Linked DNA regions of Homo sapiens: region 1 is linked to region 2. The links are chromatin loops, found by intact Hi-C in ENCODE. Cell type or tissue: Calu3. All regions are shown on one strand. Links, peaks and the distances in the headings refer to the core of each region. The heading gives the core; the rest is flanking DNA. Region 1 overlaps MBNL1 (muscleblind like splicing regulator 1). Region 2 overlaps MBNL1 (muscleblind like splicing regulator 1).

What was found. Peaks named below come from ENCODE experiments on the same cell type or tissue, not always from the same donor. Only the 100,000 strongest peaks of a DNase experiment are listed, where the experiment ranks them.
Region 1: a loop joins it to region 2, with 2.1 times the contacts of the local background. A loop is called at or near these places in 12 of 110 quality-filtered maps.

The regions. Positions count from the first base shown.
Region 1 is chr3:152,303,378-152,314,824 of GRCh38, forward strand. The region is part of intron 2 of MBNL1 (muscleblind like splicing regulator 1); the gene reads left to right. Among named protein-coding and RNA genes, the nearest start is that of MBNL1-AS1, 39 kb to the left of the region's middle. In Calu3, for the core only: no CTCF peak of the experiment used is centred there; DNase peaks (open chromatin) are centred at 3,864 and 4,854.
Region 2 is chr3:152,382,014-152,393,059 of GRCh38, forward strand. The region is part of intron 2 of MBNL1 (muscleblind like splicing regulator 1); the gene reads left to right. Among named protein-coding and RNA genes, the nearest start is that of MBNL1-AS1, 120 kb to the left of the region's middle. In Calu3, for the core only: no CTCF peak of the experiment used is centred there; a DNase peak (open chromatin) is centred at 7,288.

The DNA.
Region 1 (11,447 bases), core at 1-8,000, 82 kb before region 2:
CAGTTTTAATTTATAATAGTCTAAGAGCGTATTCAAGCTGAGACTTAAATTGCTTACGTGCTATAGATTTAGGTGTATTAGCTATTTCAGAAATCCAGAACATTTGCAAAGGTGCATTATTTTATGCCAAAGAGGATTATGTTCCCCTATGGCTTGTGAAAGAGATAGGAAAAAAGAAAAGAAAAATATTAACACTGCAAGCCACCATTAGAAAATTATATTTCAAAAATGATGTTTCAAATCAATGACAAATTGCCTATTCAGTCATGAGCTCTCAACTAAAATTTGGGGAGTCAATGTAAAGAAAGCCTACAGAATGTATTTTAATATTTGCCAAGTTATTTATACCCTCAAAAAAAAAGCTTTTACGATATGATCAACAGAAATAGACTTATTGTTTACTGAATTCTATTTCAAATACCCATTCATTTTTCAGGTACTAGGGATGGGAGAAAGAGAATATAACCTTTATATTTACTATCTATTTTCCAAAAATCTAGCAAAATTCTTTTACCTTTGAAAACTTTAGTCACTTGTTCCTTTATCAAATTGAGCCATTTTATTTAAGATAATTAAAATTTCTTTTTGCTATATACAGTGATATCTATCTATAAATAGCACCCCGATCAGATTTATCATAGACACATTTGAGATCAGATTCCACTGCAAAGTGGCATACAATCAAGGGTGCTGAGAACAGTTTTAAAGAGCCTCTGCAGGCTTAGCAGAATATATGAAGTATGGAAATTAGGTATTAGAAGGCACACAAATATATGTACATACAGGTAAATGAACAACTAAAGCACTCAAAATCAGTAAGGCAAACAAGTATCCAGATGGTCACATATGGATTGGATGGCATAACTAGACATGATAAAGTAGTCCCAAAGGTGGTTATAGTTAAATTTTAGAAGATCCTCTGTTGCTAGCATGGTTTATCCTCAATCCAGAAATTGCCTGTGTTGCTGCTGTTCTAAGCCCCAAGCATAGACTTTTCATCATATTTTAAAAACCAGTTTCACTGATAATCCTGATAAAATATCTGCAAGTTTTAGACTAAATATGCAATTTTCAATTAAAATTTTGATCTATTAGGGTCCTAACTGGAATCACTGTTACCAGGAAGTTTTTTTGTGGTTTGATTTTTAACCACTGGTATCTCCCATGTATTAAAACTTTGACAGATTATTATATATACTGTGCTGGCACATATATTCAATGTGTCTTTCAGTGACAGATTGACATATCACTTCCTTGTTTTCTCCTAATAACTTAGGAGATGAACTAACTATAAGGCATAACCTGCGCAGCAGTATGTTTCATATAAAAGGTCCCTAAGGAGAAACTTCACAACTTTGTAAAGAATATCCTGTGAATATGCTGCAGTGTCATCAACTCTGACATAAACCTTTCTTTAATGAAATTCTCAATAGCTGCAGTTGCTTTGGTGAAACTAGTAATTGTATTCATTTGCCTGTTTATATTAGAACTTTTTTAGAAAACTTTTTTTTATGAGTAAAGGTTTTTTTAGACTATTAGATAAATTGTAAACCATGTTTCGAATCAAGCTACCTGCTGCAGTAATTCTAGAACTATTTATTTTGCTTCATATTATAAGATTTTGGTACACTGCGTCTACTTTTTTTCTCATGAAATCTTGCTTCACTGTGTGAGTGTGACAAACTAAAAACAATTTAGACCTCAAGCAATGTGGCACTTACAGCTGAATTCAGTTTCATTGTAATTCAGATGTCTGAAGCTAATCAAAATTCCACGGAGTACCCTTGAAACAATTGCATATATAAGGCTGTTTCTCACTTAAAAGAGACAATGCAGTGTGGGGTGAATTGTCTTTTGAAGAACTGTATGACACATGCCCAGTTCAGGTGAAAGGTGAGAAATGGAATGTTTCTCAGACCTAGCACAGACACCTAGGGACCTAGTTTGGGAAGCTTATCTTGTCATTTTCCTTGCCAAGGATAAGTAGAGGATTTCAGCTATCAACATTGCTAATCCGTTACCTTTCATGCTGAGCAATGTCTCTGCCTTCCCACAGACTTAGACAAAGCTTCTTATTTTCTTACAAAGAGGTCCTATTGAGGAAATTTGAATTTTTTTTTTTTTTTTAAACTTAGCAGTACTACATCCTGTGCTTTTAGATAGGTGAGCAATTTTCCATGTTAACAGCTAGGCCAAAAATCATGACTGCCAGTAGAAGTGGGTAACTAGATAGATAGATAGATGGCCTTTGATTTAGCACTGATGATAGTTATTAGCATGTAGCAACTTAAGTAAAAGCAACTGGAAAGGCTTGATAGAAATTCTGAGTTGTTTGAAGTATAATAGATTATTAGGATAGTAATTTCTTTGTGAATTTTACTGTAAACAAGCTTGATTCTAGTGAGGACTTATGCTAATTGCTCACTTATACTAACAGCAACTACAGAGTTTTTATTTAATACTGTTTCTTATACAAATATCATCAAATGCACATCTACCTACAGCATCATCCCTACATTTTTGGCACATGTTTGAAATATTTTCACTTTGAGATAAAGTTTGATTTTTTTGCTAGCGATAAAACTTTCTATGCTATGAGCTTGTGTTTTGAAAATTACTGATAATTACTAAACAGTATAACCCCTGATATCTTCTAATTTGGTTGACAGGCTGTTTGTCCTCTGGATTCCTGAGGGCCTTGGCCATCTCTGACCATTACATTTCTTCTTTTGTTATCTCTGAGTTCTTTCCAGCTTTCTAATTGTCCATCTTTAGAACTATTGGTTCCGATCTTAAATATGTCTTTCCATAGTCACACAGAAGTGATTTAGACATTTTGTCTGTGAAGAATTAGATTCAGCTTTGCATAACAGAGACACCTCCCCTACCCTCCCCAGCATTTGGTATAAACAAATTAGGGGTTTATATTTCAGTCGTCTAGGTCTATTTGGCGACTCTATAGTCATTGGAACTCAGGTTCCTTCTCTCTTAGTTCCTAAGGAGCACATGGCTTCCAACTTTAGGATTATTTCAAAATTGCAATGTGGCCACTGCAGTGCCAGCCATCATATCCTTAGTCTAGCAGGACGCAGAAAAGGCAAGACACCATAACTCAGCCCAGCCAGGCTCCTTTTAAGCAAAGGTTCTCTGAGCTTCAGCCAGTAATTTTTCAGTCTCTTATTGACTGATTTTGGTAGCAGGGATTGCTAGGAAGTATTTTTTTGTATGTTTGTTTGTTTTGTTTTGTTTTTATTTATTATTATTTTAAAAAACTGTTGCCTTGATTGAAATCAGGAGTCTGGTAGGTAAGACAGAAGGGGAGAATGGAAATGGATGTTCAGGAGGGCCATTTCTGGAATAAAAGAGTGTTTATTTTTCCTCTCATAAAACTTTCAGAATTAAGTAAATCTCTCTGGAAAGCATCTGGGTAAGGGAGGTGGTTGAAGAGATACCACTTTTGAAGAGAAACTGAAGTCTTCTCATCTTGACAAACTTGTCATCACTTCTGTCTTGCTTATTTAGTAAATAAAACCTGGCATATCACAAATGGATTTATTTTTCCTTATAGAGAAAACTAAAACAGCTTCATTTTTTATCTTCTTATAACTGTACTTATTTATTTATTTATTTGAGACAGAGTCTTACTCTGTTGTCCAGGCTTGAGTGCAGTGGTGTGATCTCGGCTCATTGTAACCTTCGCCTCCCACGTTCAAGCAATTCTCCTGCCTCAACCTCCCGAGTAGCTGGTCCTACAGGCGTGTATCACCATGCCCAGCTAATTTTTGCATTTTTAGTAGAGACAGGGTTTCACCGTGTTGGCCAGGCTGGCTTGAACTCTTGACCTCAGGTGATCAGCCCGCCTTGGCCTTCCAAAGTGCTGGGATTACAGGCGTGAGTCACCGCGCCCAGCCTACTATTCATATTTATATAAACAGTCACATTTTTATAACTGGAATATAGCAGAAATGCCATGTCATTAAAAACAGGTCCCAAGTGATTTTATATGACAAAAGAATCTGCACTTTGATTTGTATTTCTGCTGCTTCCACAAATACACTTTCTTATTTTTTCCGTATGGAGTAAAATAACAAGGTGAGTTAATATTTATTGAAACTTAATGTATGTCAATCAGTGTTTTCAGTGCTTTTCATTTTTTTCATAGTATTTTGTCCCTATAAAATCTCATCGAGATAGTTACTGGTGTTACTTCCATTTCACAGATGGACACACTGAAATACAGAGAAGTTAGGTAATACATGCAAGGTCAGTCAGCCAGTAAAATGTGGACTTGGAGCCTCGTAATCTGATTTCACAGCCTGTACTCTTAATTGTTTTGTTATGTTTGCTGGAAAACATTGCTTCTTAATTTCCATATGCATATTCTAAGGATTCGACAAAGAAAATATAACTAACAGCAGTACTTAAGAATAAAAATGAATATCCAAGACAAATTTATAGTACAGGGCCTAAAACAGTAAGTACTCAGAAGTAATCACTGTATTTTAAGTCAACAAATGAGTCAAGGAGTGAACCCAAAATAGCAGAAAGAATGCTGCCACCAACTTTCAAAGATGTTGTATCTGTTGTAAAATATATGGCCATATAGGAAAAATTTTAAATGAATCATCTTAGATAACTAGTCACTGTATAAACTATATAGCTGCCTCCCCAGTGCATAAAAAGCCATATTCAAAAGGTTTAATTGTTTAGAAAATGTTTTTCCACAGAAGCAAGGTGATTAAGTCATCGGGTCAACCCTGAGAAGCCAAAGTAGCCCAGAGGATGCTTGAGTTATAGTTCAGTACAAACAGTACCTTGGAAACCCTGGTTATTAATTAAACCCAAGAGGCTCCATAGAAGTGTTATCTTATCATAAATCTTGAGAACTCCTAGAGTCACAGACCCCAGCTGCTTTTGTCAAACTATTTCTGTGGCAAAGATGTATTTTAAATTTCAGTTTAGGGTTCCAGAAATTCAGCTTGCCTAGTGCAGGGGAGGTGGCCTTTCCCAAAGTCCTGGAACTCATGCTGTGAGCCAGTGTAGTTTTCCCCAGCTTTAACTTTGGGCTGCTTCTGTTTCCTGAAGCTAGTCTTTAATAGGGCATTTGCTTAGAATCAGCAGGATCTAAAGACAGGGTATGCAGTGAGGAGCTGGAGTCCAAAGCTTCCCACCTGTGTAACCTTTAGGGTGGGAAGGTGTCGTCAATATGTCTTCCAAGTGACCCCCATGTTTCTAAGGACTCAGCCTGCCTGTTTTTTGAATGTAGTGCTCATTGATCCTGGGCCCTGTCTACTGCAGAGCTTAATGAACAGCTTCTCCCCATTCTTCCCCCTCTCTGAAATTTTCAGCTGTGTGGTTGTTGCTGTTGTTTTCTAAATACTAGTAGCCATGGGGAAACAGGTAGATCATAAAAGTATCAAACTCAATTTTTGTTTTGTTTTGTTTTTTTTTTTGGCATTTTATCATAGGATATGGTCAAGAGACCGGTTGTAAAAACTCAGATGTGAGGAAGAAAACCATTAGGAGGTGATAAGGATTCAACAATTTAAGTAATATAACTTATGTACTTCCTATGTCAAACTTTAGGGAGGCAGATGTTAACAATACAGTCCTCAAGGAGCCGGTTACTAACAGGGAGACTAGTATATTAGGTGGTGGCGGCAATGGTTAGGAGGGGGAAGTTTCTCGACAGCAATTGCAGGGTCAGTGAAAGAGATACTTGAGGAAGAGAGAAAGAAATGGCTCTGGTGGTTTATCTTTCCTTTTTCCCCTTCCCTCTCTCTCACACTATTAATTATGACATCACAAGTGGGAATAAAAGAACTAGAGGGAATCCCCAGTAAAAGACTTCACATAGCCACAGGCCACCAGACTGTGGCAGCTGTCCCTGAATCATCATGGGTCAGTTGGTAACGACCTGTATTTTAACCCTAGATCACAATTTTAGGCCCAGCAAAATTGTTCTGAAGCTGTCTAGATTTATTAAGCTATATTTATATTTTAGTTTATGTTAATATGAGGTTGAGATCCAAGACCCTGTTTTCTCCAGACCTCATATGAGTACAGTATCTTAAGTTAGAATTTATCTCTCTGCATAAAAATCAGACCTAGTGCGTAGGCTTCTGGATCTCAGAATCACTTATACTTAAGTCCAGGCTGTTCTCAAATAAGGCAAGAAGCATCTGCTGTTAATAGCTGACAGTAAATTACACAAAGTAAAACATGGAAAATTAAAGTCAGAAAAGCTAGGAAGCTTTTCTATCATTTTCAATTTTCTGCAAAAATACAGACATAATCAGTGTTTAGGATCTGCTTGTGATGGATAAATTACATCTGTAATTCCTTCTTTTCCATATTACTGCATTCAGACGATAATTTGCTTTCAGATATCTTTGCTCATCTAATCGTTCATAGACTGGAAATAAGTAGTAACATCTCCCAATCCTAGGAAGCATTTATAACTAGTCTTTGCCTTTTTGGGTGTTGATAGACTAGTGGTGATTATAAGCTTTCGAGCTTCTGAAAAGCACAACGAAGATTAAAATAATCATAGGATAATAAAATACTTTAAAACCCTTCTAGTCTTTAATTTTAAAATGTTCCAGTAGAACACAAATTTGCTCAGGTAACACACAAGTAAGCATTAAATGCCTTCCTGTGTATCTGAGAAGTTTGTTATGAAATATTTTGGAAACCGCTGCATAGTCAGTGTAGGAGGAGCAGATGAATTTTAGCTGTGGTTATGTGTGCTGTAAAAGACTATACGTGCTTGTATTAGTCAGAATGAGTACACCACTAATTTTTGTATGGTAAGAGATTTATACTAAGCTCATCATCAGTTTCTATAATTCAGTGAGATAAAACTGAGTCAGATTGATTTTTAGGTAGCACATGTAGAAACAGCTAATTTTATTCCCCTGATTTGATCCTCATCTATTGATTATATAAACTAAAGAAGCTAAGAACAATTAACCCTTACGAGGTTACACAGTCAGGAGATGCTGAACTGAGATTCAGTGTAGAAAGTCTGTCTTCAGAGCCTATGCTTTTAGTCTTTATGCTAAGTTTAACTTGTTTAAATAGCAAGATTATGAAGCACTATACAGTGACCTCGTATAGACAAAAATATAGTATATTGATTATTAGAGAAACTACATATTAGACTGTTGTACATACGTGGGCAAGTATTTGTTAAATCATTTCAGTTGCCTAAATTTAAGCAACTGTGCTGTTTAAAACATGCTCATTCACATTTTTTCTTAATCTAGAAAGTCACTTCTGAATAATTGCTTGTTTAGATTTTCTCATTTGGTGTGGGAAATTTATATTAAAATTTTAACTAATATTCTAACAATACAGAGTCTGAACCTAAAGTCCAGAAGAATTTTAAGTCATGCCGCAGACAGGATGAACAGTATAGCAAATCAGAATAATAGACTGTTTGGGGGGGTTGGGGGGAACCCATGAGAATTTCAGGATTTCAAGATAAAGCTTGGAATTGAGGTAAAGGCATCAGATAAGGAAGTGTTTCATTTCATAACTTTTTTTTTGCTTGAAATATAATATATTTTAAATCACAAAAGTAGTATAACTGTTATTTTTCTAATGCACAGAACCATGAGACTTTTTTTTTTTTTTTTTTTTTTTTTGAGACAGAGTCCCACTCTGTCGCTCAGGCTGGAGTGTGGTGGTGCCATCTCAGCTTACTGCAACCTCCGCCTCCTGGGTTCAAGCGATTCTCCTGCCTCAGCCTCCTGAGTAGCTGGGATTACAGGCATGCACCACCATGCCCAGCTAATTTTTGTATTTTTACTAGAGGTGGGGTTTCACCATGTTGGTCAGGCTGGTATCAAACTCCTGACCTCGTGATCCGTCTGCCTTGGTCTCCCAAAGTGCTGGGATTACAGGCGTGAGCCACTGCGCCCAGCTCAAGGCATTATTTTATAAGAGGCTGAGATTTTATTCATCTTACTAGGCATTTATTTATATTATATTGTTTCTAATATATGCCTAGTAAGACAGAAATATGCTTAAAAACCTTTGTAAATCTTTACAAGTTGTACTATATTAAGTTAAAATCCAGATGAAACCATTCACCACCTCTTTGACAATGATTCATATATCTTATTGTATGTCATGCTTGTTTGTGATTTTGAGTATTACATTTCAGAAATTTTCTAGGACTAAAATTTCAGTAGTTTATTTTAATTTTTTGTTTATTTGTAATAATTATCAATAATGCTGAAATATTTAGATCTAGTAGGTAGAATTTTTTTCATGTGAATACATTAATTTTAATGATGTATTTAAAAATAGCTCACACTATTCTTTTTAAGACTTTTGTTATATGTAATTGGACAAAAATTTGACCATGTAAATATAAGAATCGTTGATTCTATTTTGTTCATGATATGGCATAAAGAGCATGTTTGCTCTCAAAAAACATGGGTTTGAGAAGATGAAATTTCTGGGCATACTGGGTATTTAGTAGCTATCAGATTGTAATCCTGAACTCTTAAGAGATGTATCTCGGATGGGCGCGGTGGCTCACGCCTGTAATCCCAGCACTTTGGGAGGCCGAGGCGGGCGGATCACGAGGTCAGGAGATCGAGACCATCCCGGCTAAAAACGGTGAAACCCCGTCTCTACTAAAAATACAAAAAAATTAGCCGGGCGTAGTGGCGGGCGCCTGTAGTCCCAGCTACTTGGGAGGCTGAGGCGGGAGAATGGCGTGAACCCGGGAGGCGGAGCTTGCAGTGAGCCGAGATCCCGCCACTGCACTCCAGCCTGGGCGACAGAGCGAGACTCCGTCTCAAAAAAAAAAAAAAAAAAAAAGAGATGTATCTCAAATATTAGAATTGATCATGTTATTTAAAATACTCCATGGGAAATATAATTATTTTTATGGAACAGTTCATTTGGATGAATGGTAGCTTGAACAGAAACTTTCGATACCAATAGCTAGTGTTATAAGTGTCCTTTCCTGAAACTCTTGCCACGCATTGTGTTTTGGCGATTTTCATGGTTGTACGAATTTAGTCAGACAGCCAATTAGAAATATATTTTTAGAAAATTAAAAATGAATTTATGTGGATTCAATGAGATCAGTTGGGTAAATCCCTTAATTCAGTGTCATGCTCATGTAAATACTCCATAAATGGTAGCCATTAGTATTGATTGTTCTTATCTGAATGCCAGAGTTTAGTCTAAGTTATCTTTCTTCTTATGGGAGGAACTTTGTCTTAGGTCAGAATAAAGATTGTTATATAGATTCAAACTTGGTATGTAATTCAAACTTATTTTATGTTCAAGACTAAATTGATCATAGGGAAAAGTGACTGGTGTTCCTTGTCCTTTCATTTCATTTCTCTGGACGCTTTCTTCATTGGTTTACATTAGCTATAGTGTAACTTTTTATTGTGTTTTGGTATTTTCTGAGTGTCTAGATTGGCCTGTATGCTCTTTTCTTTGGGATGAAATTTGTAATAAAAATTATTTTGTAGCAAATAAATACTGGCGACAGGAATAATGACAATGTGACTACCAGTGGTTTTCACTTCATTCCCAGTGTCACGTTTAGAATTTTCATCAAACTAGGATCTTCAGAATAATTGCAAAAAGCCACATGAAAAAATGTGCAAGTGAAAACTTTTTTTTTTTTTTGAGACGGAGTCTCGCCCTTTCACCCAGGCTGGAGTGCAATGGCACGATCTCGGCTCACTGCAACCTCCACCTCCTGGGTTCAAGCGATTCTCCTGCCTCAGCCTCCTGAGTAGCTGGAATTACAGGCGTGCACCACCACACCTGGCTGATTTTTTTTTATCTTTAATAGAGACAGGGTTTCACCATGTTGGCCAGGCTGGTCTCAAACTCCTGACCTTGTTGTCTGCCTGCCTCGGCCTCCCAAAGTGCTGGGATTACAGGTGTGAGCCACCGCGCCCGGCCAACATTTTATTTTTTATGGCAAAGAATCAAGACTTTGTTAAGAGCCTAAACCGTGGATTCAGCTGGATCTGAGTTTGATACCATAGTGACTTCCTAGTGACATTGTGCCAATCACTTTACTGTCCCAAGCTGGTTTCCTTATCTGTAAAACAAGTCTAGTATCATTTGCTTTCAAGATTTGTGAGGATTCAATGAGATCAGTTAGATATAAATCATTTAATGTAGTGTCTTACTCCATGTAAATACTCCATAGATACTAACGGTAGCCGTTTGTATTGTTCTTATCTGAATGACAGAGTTCAGTCTAAGTTATCTTTCTCTTATGGGAGAAACTTTGCCTTAGGTCATAGTGAATGTTATTTGTCATTATGCACATTGCACTACAGGTCTCTGTGTTGTTTGAAAAAATTAAAAAGGACTTAACCTTGAATGTATATAAGTGTGCACATACTAGCTTATTTATTTACCTGTTATCAAGAGAAAATAACCCCTTAACCTCTTAACATATGTATGACTTGACTACTAGCTAAACCAGTAGGTATTAATGGAATAATTCAGAATTTATATTGTCTGTACCTGAAAATTCATTTTGTAAATGCAGTTAAGTATGAATGGAAAAATGGTTGTAGCCATCTGTTAGCAAATCTAAATTCATTTAAAACTAATCCTATTTAGCTTTATGCTGGTCTACAATAAATAATTCATACTTGATATTTCAAATGCTGTATTATTTATGTAAATTTTCTCCTAAAAGACTCACCTAAGACTTTTCTAGAAATAAAATTGTTTATTCAGCAAAGTACCTGCACAGATTAGAAGGTTAAATATTAAAGTTTATTTTTTCATGATTGCACTATTCTTTTCTATTTTTTTATACCTATATAAACTTAATTGGTCAAATATCTACCACTCACTTCCTCAAATGTGTAAAGAAGCATCCAAATCCATAATACTCTGTTTATCACAGCTTTTTTTTTTTCCCCCTTTCACTGTCACTCAGAATCGATAGGGATCCAATTCTAGCCTGTTGAAATGGTCCGTTTTGCTCCAAGACTTTTTTTTTTTTTTTGAGGTGGGAGTTTAGCTCTTGTTGCCCAGGCTGGAGTACAATAGCGTGATCTTGGCTCACCGCAGCCTCCACCTCCCGGGTTGAAGCGATTCTCCTGCCTCAGCCTCCCAAGTAGCTAGGATTACAGGCATGTGCTACCACGCCCGGCTAATTTTGTATTTTTAGTAGAGACAGAGTTTCTCCTTGTTGGTCAGGCTGGTCTTGAACTTCCAACCTCAGGCGATCCGCCTGTCTCAGCCTCCCAAAGTGCTGAGATTATAGGTGTGAGCCACCATGCCTGGCCTAGCTCCAAAATTTTAAAAAGCATTTGCCTCATTTATGAGTTTGAGACTTTTAACATCATTAGAAATAGGAGAGCATGTACTTTTTCCAGCAAGTGTAAAGGGGGAAACAAACACCAAAACCCCATCTCCCTGATTTTTTTGGCTTTTCA
Region 2 (11,046 bases), core at 3,047-11,046:
AGAAACAAACTTAGTGTAACTAAGTAGGCGTAACATACTCTTTAGTTACCCCTAGAAAGGTATATTTAGACTTGTTTAGTAAGCAGAGGTGGTAATATTCAACCAAGTAAGCAAATATAAGTATGAAATAGTTTTCCTTTAAACCCACTTGGCAGTGGAAAAAGCCAAATGGAAAACTAGCTGACCACTCTGATCCTGTTTGTCTTACACAGTAGTTAAGCTAAATGCCACTCAGACAATGATTTATTTATTAAAGCAAAGAAAATATTTTTCTTTCCTAAAATCGTAATGTAAAATAATAAATATAAGAGTACATTTTGACTCTGTGATAGAATCCGTGTTCCTCGCCATAATATGTTAGGTTGCATAACATTTTTTTTAAAGGGACAAAAGCTGGAGAATTCATACGTTGTGTTAGCAAGAAAAAATAGATAATGGAAGCAGGACTTTCCTGCCCCTTCCCTAAAGCTTCAAGTAATTTGAAGCGTGAAAAAGAAAATGAAACTTAAAAAATCAGTGAGAACAATGTGCTTCCCTAGAGGCTCTTTTCATTATGATAGCACTTATTTCCAAGAATGCTTCTGAATATGTATCCCAGGCAATTAATGCAACATACATTTGTCTTTAATACTTTTCCAGTTTGAAGATATTTGTCCTCAGTGGCAGAATATAAAAAGGAGTTGAATAGGTTTCTTTCTGTTCCATTATCTTTTCTTTTTACACTGGTTGCCCTAGCAGGGGCTATCTTTTCCTTGTTTTTCCTCACCTTTTAAATCCAGTTTTTGTTATCTTTAGCATTTTATTCAACTTCGTTTTATATTTTGCTTTAACATTCTGGTTCTATAATGCTACTTTATCTTGTATATCACTCCGTACTTATTGGGGTTTTTCCATGTCTGCCAGTCACATCTCTTGAGGAATGATTCTCACTTGAGAGGTAGTGAGATTTTTCTTCCAGCTCAAAACCAGGAGAAAGGAAGACCTGCCTGATTCCGTCTTTGGACTCAAGGAGCCCATGAGATAAAGGCTGTCTCATAAGGTAGCATCAGGCTTTTGTTTTGACACAAGTTTACCATGCGTTTTCTATAGTCTCCTTTCATTACCTACTAAAACTTATCCGAATACTTACAGAGAATGGTTTTGTGCAAACTGCCTTGCTCTTGGCTGCTTAGTGGAGCCTTATTTCCTGTAGTCTGTAGCAGCTACTGCAATGGGTAGAACTTAGAATTCCACCTTAAAATTGGGATTCTTACAAAGTCCACCAAACCCATGAGGAGTCTATATTTGAGTTTTGAGGATATTCAAAAGCCCTGAAATGTTATGTAATTTCACGTGTACAGTTTTCTGGAGAGTGAGTCTGTAGCATACAGAGGTGTTTGTGTCATGCCTCACCACAGTTTAAGAGCTGTTTATATGCATTGTACAGAGCCCAAGGGTATTCTGGAAACAACAAAGATATGAAAACCTTGGTTATAGAGAATTAGAGAATTACTGTTCCATGAGTGTGGAATACATTATATTAGACTAGATGAGCTGGTGTAAAGGAGTCATTGTAACAAAATCAACAAAGGTTTCTTATGCCTGTGGAATAGCTTCCATGGAGCTTTTTCCCAAGTGATCCCTCCAGAGTTGTTTTTGTAGAATCATCTGGGCAGCTGTGCGTTGTATTCATGCTGAGGTGATAGATGAATACTTTTCAGAATGGACATGTTATGATACATTTCAGGATCCTTTTACCTTGAAAACTATGTTGCTGCCATGTTGGAAAAATAACACCTAGCAAAAATGATTAATGTGGAAGGGTACGTCTTTAATCTGTGATGAAGAGAAATTAATTTCATCTTCCCTCACCTCAAATCCCTGTTCTATGTAATGGACATTAGCAGATCTATATTGTACTCATGGCACCTAAATAAATTCATACCATTAAAGGGAGTTTTAGATTTATTACCTATTAGATATATTATTTATTCAGGTTAAATGAGAATTTGGCTTTGCAATGTGTATTCGTTATTTGGGTAATGAAGTAACAAACATTTTAATGTTACTTTTCAAAATGTAAAATGTAAATGATTTATATTTGAATTATTATAGACTTCATATGCTTAGTGTACAACAGAAGTTTGTAATGTTTTATTTTTAAGGAAAGTTACACTTTGGGAAGGGTGATCCATGGAGGCAGAATGTACCAAACTGCCTAGAGGAAATGTGTTTCTTTTTCCTAGAGGAAAAGCATAACGATTGGAGTAGCCACCAATAGTTAGGCTTTTTATCCATGTTATCAGGGCATTAAATTTTTTGGCATATAAAATAACCCTTTATCCTCAGAAGTTGCTGCTTCTGGGTTTTTGCCTGACTAGAGAGTTACAGAAAGATAATTGAAAATAAAATGTATGCAGTTTGAAAAATATTCAAACTAAATTCAAATTGGTTTTTAGAAGTTACATTTGTAAAAAATCACACTTGATTGCCATTTAAAAACCATCAAACTTCAGATGTGGGTTTAATGACAATACTATAGAACAACATATCTTAGAAAAAGAAACTACATGACAAATAGATTGCAGTGAGCATATTTAACATCCTTTTAGGCAGCCTGTCACAGTGCTGGTTAGTGACCAAGTCAGACAGGCACTTAAGCAGGTCATTTCCAGCATTCACTAGCAGGTGCAGGTTTTATATGATGTTTGTTTTCCAACTTTTGATTTTAAAACTTTGAAATCTTAATTTGCAGAGAACATTCTTGCCTGATAAAACAGACATTCTTTTTGTGTTGCTTTGAAATGTTCACTTTTATAAACCTATGCTGTCCGGAGTTTCTATTTCCAAACTTTGTACCATTAGATAGGCTGTGGTCCTGAGTGGGCCAGTTGTTTGAGTATTGCTTGCAGATTTGATTCCTCAATGGAAATGTTCCCGTAAAGCTTATTCAGATAATTATTATTTATTCTTTAAGCATGAAAAGCAGGTCAAATAGCTATGGTGTAATTTTCAGAATTATTTATACTTTTTGTGTAACACAAGAGAGATTATACATCCCTAGTAGAAATCTCAGGAAAAGAACCCTTTCCATTTGGTAGCGATACTTAGTTTTGAGATGTGATTTGCATCTTTGCTGTAATTTGAAAGACAAATGGCTTAAGGTGCATGTTTTTAAATGAAGTTTGAGATTTTTAAAAAATATGCCTTTTAAAAAAATATTTCTTCTTGTATTGAGGCCTCTCTTACATTAAATCTTTGAGAGCCATTGTTTCCTTAAGTAAATAAGGTACTTCTTTAATCCTCTCTGAGAGTGGGGAAAATGCCCACAGGGTATAGAGAAAGGAAGGACTGGTACTCTCAGATACTTTGTAATATTTTAGTTCTTTGATTTCAAAAAATCACTCTCCTCTTTCTTAACAACTGCTTTCTTTCATCTAAATTAGACATTAGATGTTAAAATCTTCATGGATTTTAATTATATCAAATCATGCTATTTCTGGATAATTAATGATGGACAATTAATACTAATGTATTAATTGAAGTATTCTATGGAGTACCTTTTTACATGTTGGGTAACTCTACCCTCAACTGATAAAGGAATAAATAATTTTAAATTTCATAAGTCATAGGATCTTTTCATTTTATGCATAATAAATCAAGACACATGCTAATAGACTGATACTTTCAAAAATCAAATTTTAAATGTGCCACTTGCCTTTTAGAGTGATACTGAAGTGGTGCAATCTGGAAAATACATGATAGAATTTCTACCAAACATTAATATTTATCTTCTGGATCACCACCTGAAGACTAATAGCACTATGTCTAGAATTCTTGTCATGGGCCGTGTTAGTAAAACAGTAATAAAAGTGATAGAGTAGTTCACTATTTTATGTCCTGTGGCTGGTTATGGTCATCTGGCTGAAGTCTATCCCATATTAATCCCTTGAGTCAACAGTCAGGAACATTCAGTGATGTACTTGAAATACTTTTAACATGTGGTATTTAGAATGTTTAGAATGTCAAAGGATCCTTTGTAATGATCTTCCCCTTGGGTAGTTCAAAAGATATTTTTAAAGTTATTTTTCAAAGAGCACAGTATTTGAAGATTTTAATAAGATATAAATCTAGAGTACTTTGGGGAAAAAAAGCTCAATTCTAGAAAAGGAAAAATCATACCATACAGTGAAGTGATATATTAGTCAAATAATCTATGAAAAAATTCAAGAAAATAGAGCATGTGTTCATTTTTGGTTGAAAAAAAGGAACTTTTTTTATGAACAAGAGAATGCATTTGATGCTCTCTTGGGAAACTGTTACACCCTTCTCTAATTGTGTTTTTCACATTTTATGTTCAAGTGTAGATGACTGAAGAGATAACATAACCTGTTCATATTTTTCATAGAACATATTAAAGCCTGTTTCTATGGCAACAACTTTTAATTGGCAAATCCCATTCTGTCAGCACTCTCAAGTGGATTTTTCTTGGGTACATTGAATTGTTAGAAATGCTTCACAAAGTAAAAGTTAGATTTGGCATTACTGTTTGGCATGAAAGATGTTCATGGTCAAGGATTTATTTTATTAAATAATTTATAGTATGTGTAGTAAGTTGCTGTACAGATGATACATCTATCTCAACATCCCGTTGGTGTGTCAAGATACCTGCTGAGAATTGATACAGACACTTAGGGCTTGCACACTGAAAATAGCAACTTGGGTTATTTCACACAAGTAAAGTAGGCAAATGCCTTACCTGGCAGGAAAAAAAAAGTTTGAAAAAAACACTAAAATCCTTTTAGGCAACATTTTAGACTTTTTAAAGCAGCATATTTATAGTTTTTATTTCCTTATGGCTCTGACTTTAATAGTATAGGTTGATTTGTTAGAAACATAGTTTGCAGCTTTCTTACTCATAAATTTTATTTCTTGAATCAATGTGGTGCAGAATGTTGAAGCAGGTATTTGGTAAGTTGGATCTGGCTACTGCAGTGTTGTAAAAATAGATTAAGTAAACAGACACAACAGGCCAATGCAGCTTGAGTTTTGAACCCTTCTGAGACCCCGTATAGCTTTAATAGTCTTTAGTTCTAAGAAGGAAAACTATGAATCTCTCAGGTAATTTTAATATTATATAATGAAGGAAGATCTATCTTACAGCCAATAATCAGGTGTTGTATCTTTTGTAATTATTTCAGAGCGCTTTATCTGAAAGCTTCAATTTTTAAGCTATTCCAGTCTGTGTATTTTTTTTTTTTTTTTTGGTCTTTGCTATTTTTATATCACTGCGGTAGCATAACCCTGCACCAAGTACAAGACAGTATTGCAGTTTGTGTTGAATGTAAAACTGTTATTAAATGAAAGCTAATAAAGCAAATTCTTGGAAAGAAGGAAATTGTCTACATTCAAGACTTAAAATATTAAAATCAAATTTGTCTTCTAAAAATTAAAATATGAAAGGACTAAATGAAACTGTATATTTCCCCCTCTTCAAAAGTCATGACTTCATGTAGTCAAGGACCAAAATCTGATTAGTCACTCGTATTAATTATTTTTCACTGTTGCATAAATTCTGTAAAAGTGTTCCTTTCTCATATATCATCTTTGTCTCTTAAAACTGTCCTTACTGTGTTTTTGGATTTTTGTCCTTTTCATCAGAAGTCACAGAAAGCTTTTATGGCTGAATAGTTCAACCTCACCTAGGTAAAGTGCCATTGTATCTTTCTAATCCATATGTTTCCTGAGCAGTTATGACTCTTGTAATTTTATAATTATATTTAAAAGAAATAAATTGTGTGTATATATATTTATAAATATAAGTATGTGTACACACATGCATATATGCTCTGTGGGTATATTTGTATGAATTTATTGCTAGTAGTCTAAGAAAAGGATGAGATGGTATTATTAATAACTTAGATGAAGAGTGGTAAGCCAGTTTACCAAGGCTTTTCCATAAATTAGTGAGAAAGGTAAAAGTAAAAATAAAGATTAGATGGCCTACAGCTCCCTGTAAAATAATCCGTTCTCAGAACCACAGGCCTTTTGCATTGTTTTATGGGCCAACAGGCTTTCACTAGACCCTTGACATTCTTGTAGTTTAGATTTCTGGTTTTTAACATTCAGGAACTGTCCCAAAGATTCATTACATGTAATCGATTGTTTTTGGTCCTTGGGAGGAAATTTTCATCAGGTGCTCTGAGTTGACTTGAGGACTCAGCTGGAGAAGGCATCTAGTTGGCTACCCTCTTCAAGATATCTTTGTTGACTGTTCATATAAGCCATAACTATGGTGAGGAGGATGGAGTATTTGTCCATTTGGGAATTTACAAAGGTCCGTGGAACACATAACATTAAAATATCAGGTTCTTTTCATACCAGTGCTTTACAAACAGGACTTGAGAAATGAGAATAGTATAATAAATGTCAGTAGTTATGGATTTTAGCTTTTCAGCTTTTATTAACCCTACCAGTCCCAGTCCCATAGTTGAGTGAAACAATAAATGTCTGTCTTCTCTTTGCTCTCAATTTCTATGCCAAGTGCAGTTCCCTTGATTGTGAGTGCTTCAGACTCCCAGCTCTTACCTTTACCTACCTAGGTCCAATCTAAAGTTTCCGACTTTGAGGAGGTATGACTAGGTACTGTATGGGAAAAGGATAGGATAGAAAGGGGCATAGAATTCCTAGGAAATGACCACTGATTCTGGTTCAGAGGCCTAGCAGTTGAAAGCTAGAGCTGGAAATCTGGAAGCTTTATTAATGGTATTTAGTAGGTATCTGGCAGCACATCTGGTAGCCTGCATGTGCATTATTTACACAGGTATTCAGGTAGATGAAGTGACTAAATGAAGAAATATCTTTATCACACACAATGAATCATGTTCTAACGTAAGGGCAAAGAAGGAAGGTGAAGTGGTGGAGGAATAGTTTCTGAGTTACTGGAAAATATGAATGTAGACATTATTAATAAAGATTAATAATAAACCTTTTCTGGTTTAGAGCCTAATTCACATGCTTTTAAACAGTTGACATGAAATATTTCATAGATTTAAATGGGGATCAGTCTTTATACATACCCTTTTTATACAGTCATGCATCTCTTTTTTTTTTGAGATGGAGTTTCACTCTTGTTGCCTAGGCTGGAGTGCAGTGGCGTGATCTCGGCTCACCACAACCTCCGCCTCCCAGGTTCAATCGATTCTCCGGCCTCAGCCTCCAGAGTAGCTGGGACTACAGGCATGCATCACCATGCCCGGCTAATTTTTGTATTTTTAGTAGAGATGGGGTTTCTCCATGTTGGTCAGGCTGGTCTTGAACCCCTGACCTCAGGTGATCCACCCACCTCAGCCTCCCAAAGTACTAGGAGTAGCACAGGTAGCACAGGCATGAGCCACAGTGCCTGGCCCCGTATCTCTTAACGATTGGGATATGTTCTGAGGAATGCATTGTTAGGTGATTTTGTCATTATGTAAACATCATAGAGTATACGTGCACACACCTGGACGATATGGCCTCCTACATATCCAGGCTATGTGGTTATAGCCTATTGCTTCTAGGCTGGAAACCTGTACTGCGTGTAACTGTACTGAATACCAAGGGCAATTGTATCTCAGTGGTATTTGTGTATCTAGACATAGAAAAGGCACAGTAAACATATGGTATGAGAGATTACAAATTTTTACACCTGTATAGTATATTTATGATGACTGGAACTTGCAGGACTGGAAGTTGTTCTGGATGAGTGAGTGAGTAGTGAGTGAATGTGAAGGCCTCAGAGATTACTATACATGACTGTTGGCTTTACAAACACTGTGCTCTTAGGCTATACTAAATGTATATGTTTTGTTCTTCAACAAATTAACCTTAATGTAATTTATTTATTTATTTATTTATTTTTTGAGATGGAGTCTCGCTCTGTTGCCCAGGCTGGACTGCAGTAGCACGATCTCAGCTCACTGCAACATATGCCTCCCGGGTTCAAGAAATTCTCCTGCCTCAGCCTCCCAAGTAGCTGGGACTACAGGCTGCCATGCCTGGCTAATTTTTGTATTTTTAGTAGAGACGGGGTTTCACCATATTGGCCAGGCTGGTCTCGAACTCCTGACCTTGTGATCCACCTGCTTCGGCCTCCCAAAGAACTTTTTTAAATTTATAATTAAAAAAAAAAAAACTTACTGACTCTTTTGTAATAACACTTAGCTTAAAATGCAAACAGATTGTACATCTGTACAAAAACTTTTTTATATCTTTAAGGCTTTTCTCTATTTTTTTTTTTATTTTGTAAACCTTTAAAAACTAAGACACAAACGTATATGTTATTTTAGGCCTACACAGGGTTGGGACCATTAATATCAATGTCTTCTTCACTCCACATCTTGTCCCACTAGAAGGTCTTCAAGAATGATACCATGCATGGAGCTGTCATCTCCTATGATAACAATGCCTTCTTCTGGAATACCTCCTGAAGGGCCTGCTGGAGGCTGTTTTACAGTTAACTTTTTTTTTTTAATTATTAGAAAGAGTACATGCTAATGATAAGTAGTATAGTAAATAAGTAAACCAGTAGCACAATCATTTATTATCATGTATTTTGTACTGTACATAATTGTATTGTTATGCACACACACACACACACACACACACACACACACTCTGATATAAGTGGGTTGTAGTCCTCTGGTGACTTAGGCCGAGATAGTTTTTGAAAATGAAATGCCATACCTTCTTTATTGTAGTGGCAAATCAAAGCTAAGTAGCAGTAAAACTGTTAATGGACTAGGATACTTGATGCAGGGAGAGGGTCACAGGGCACAGGCAAGAATGCCCTTGCCCTAAAGACTGCAGAGTAGCAGAGCAGGAGCAGCACTTTGTGGAAAGACCCAGCTTAACCAGAACAATGCCCAAAAACCTTTGAAGTGCAGTGATGTGAGAGCGAGACTAGAAAACTTTCATTTAACAAATCTAGATAAACTTAAAATAAGAACAACAGCTATACTCTACCTGTGTTCTCTAGGTGCTAGGTATTGACTTCACACAAATGTTCATTTAAATCCTCTTATATAACCTTATCAGGGAGATAGTATAGTTATTCCCATTTTATTGGTGAAGAAACAGAGGTTTAGAGGATTAAGTGCTATGTACAAGGCCGCAGGGCTGGTAAATGGCAAAATTGGGATTTGAACCTGAATACATCTTTCTGCTTTTTGAGTTCCTACTATTAAGCACTCTCTCCTTTTTCAGTTTTAAAGGAATGTTGCAGCATAATATTACACATTAAGTTGCCCTTTCTTAGATAAATTAAAACCTTACCTAAAATGAATAATGATTCTAAGTTTGAACCATGAAATCTTCATAGCAAGGACGGATGTTATGTAACTGCTTAAACTTCTGTTCACAGATTTTTGACACTACCTTTCAAATTTATGACCTTCTTTCTATGTTTTCGTTTTTTCTTCCAGTTCTTCATACCTATAAACCTTCCTCCTTTTGACCTTGTTATTTGCATTTGAAAACTTGGTCCATAAAGCTTTCCTGAAAATCACATGGGAAGCAGTATTTCATACAGCTCCAGAAAACTTTTGGAAGGAAGGCTGACAGTGTTGGGGGCTTAATTCTACATGCTTCTTTATTCTCTGCATTTAGCTCCTGCCTGACATGTGCAGCATATTGCTAAACACATGTGAGACATTATTGTAGTGATATTTCCTATAGAAAACACCTTGGTATAATTCAAGATGAAAAATAGAATATACATGAGAGGTGAAAAGGCAACTTTGATTAGTAAAGTGCTGACATCCCAGTTGGAAGCACTGAGAAGTACATTCAATTGCCTCTGGCTTGCTGAATCTGTCTATCCCATACCCACCCCCATCTCACAGGGCTAACAGGGAAGCACATTTTGAAAATTCTGATGAATGCATTCCAATTCTCTTTTGGTGGGAAAGGCTGAGTTTGCAGGGAATTGGTAGTAAAGTATTGGCACTTTCTTTGTTTCTATAATATCAATAAATTGCAAACTGTCGTTTCTTTTACTGAACATGTGTTTCAAATACAGAGCTCATCATTAAGTCCTGTCATTTTGTGCAAAAAAAAAAAGTATGATTACATTATAGAGAAGCAGTTGACATTTATAAATAGTAAGTAGTGGCATAAAGACTTTTCTCTTTACGTAGTGCAACATGAACAGAAATCTCCGCAAGAAGTACCTGAAGATGGGTCTTAATATTTTTTTAAATATAATCCCCTGCTTAGGTAACATTACACATAGGTTAATGTGTATTTCACTTATTTCTTTGTAATACTTTTATTATCAATTTCAGAGCTCATTTCTGAGACAAAAATTCAGAACTAAAATTGATATTAAAACCATTGGAGTGGTGTTAATGGGAGACAGAGTTAAACAAATTGAGCCTTTTGTACATATTTACATTTCATGTGCTTTTTAAAAACTCAAAAAATGAATGGAATGCTTTTGAAAATCAGCATACTTATTCTACTTCTTCCTCTTTGAATAAACTGCTATCCCAGAATTTCTACTTTTTAAAAGCAGCAACAAGAAGTAAAACAAAACATTCAAAGCCTTGATGTTGAGATTTTGAATAATACATGTCTGTTTTAACATTTATCCTTAACCCCTTTCTATTTTTATCCTCTTTGGCAAAATTATGTAATAGCCTTAACTGGGTGAGCCATAGTCTCCAGATGGGTAAGATATACACAGAGAAGGAAGATATATTACAAAAGCACCTTTTAGAATATTCCATGTTCTGGCAATACAAACACGTTCTTCTGAAAGGTAGCTACTCCCAGTTTTTTGCAGTAATGTCAGGGAAACTTTATATGAGATGTAAAAATATTCCTGAGAAGTATTCTGAGTAGAAAATCCCAAAGGCCTTCTTTTTTTGTTGTTTTTAACAGGAAAACATGCTTGTACAGATGGCTAGTTGAATTTTCTAGCTTTTAAAATGGTGTACAATTTGTTGCGTTGGATCCTAAGTTTCTAGAGTGCTGCTATCTTATTGCTTCAAGGTACCTCCTAAAAGAAGCCCAGAATCTCTTGCCAAG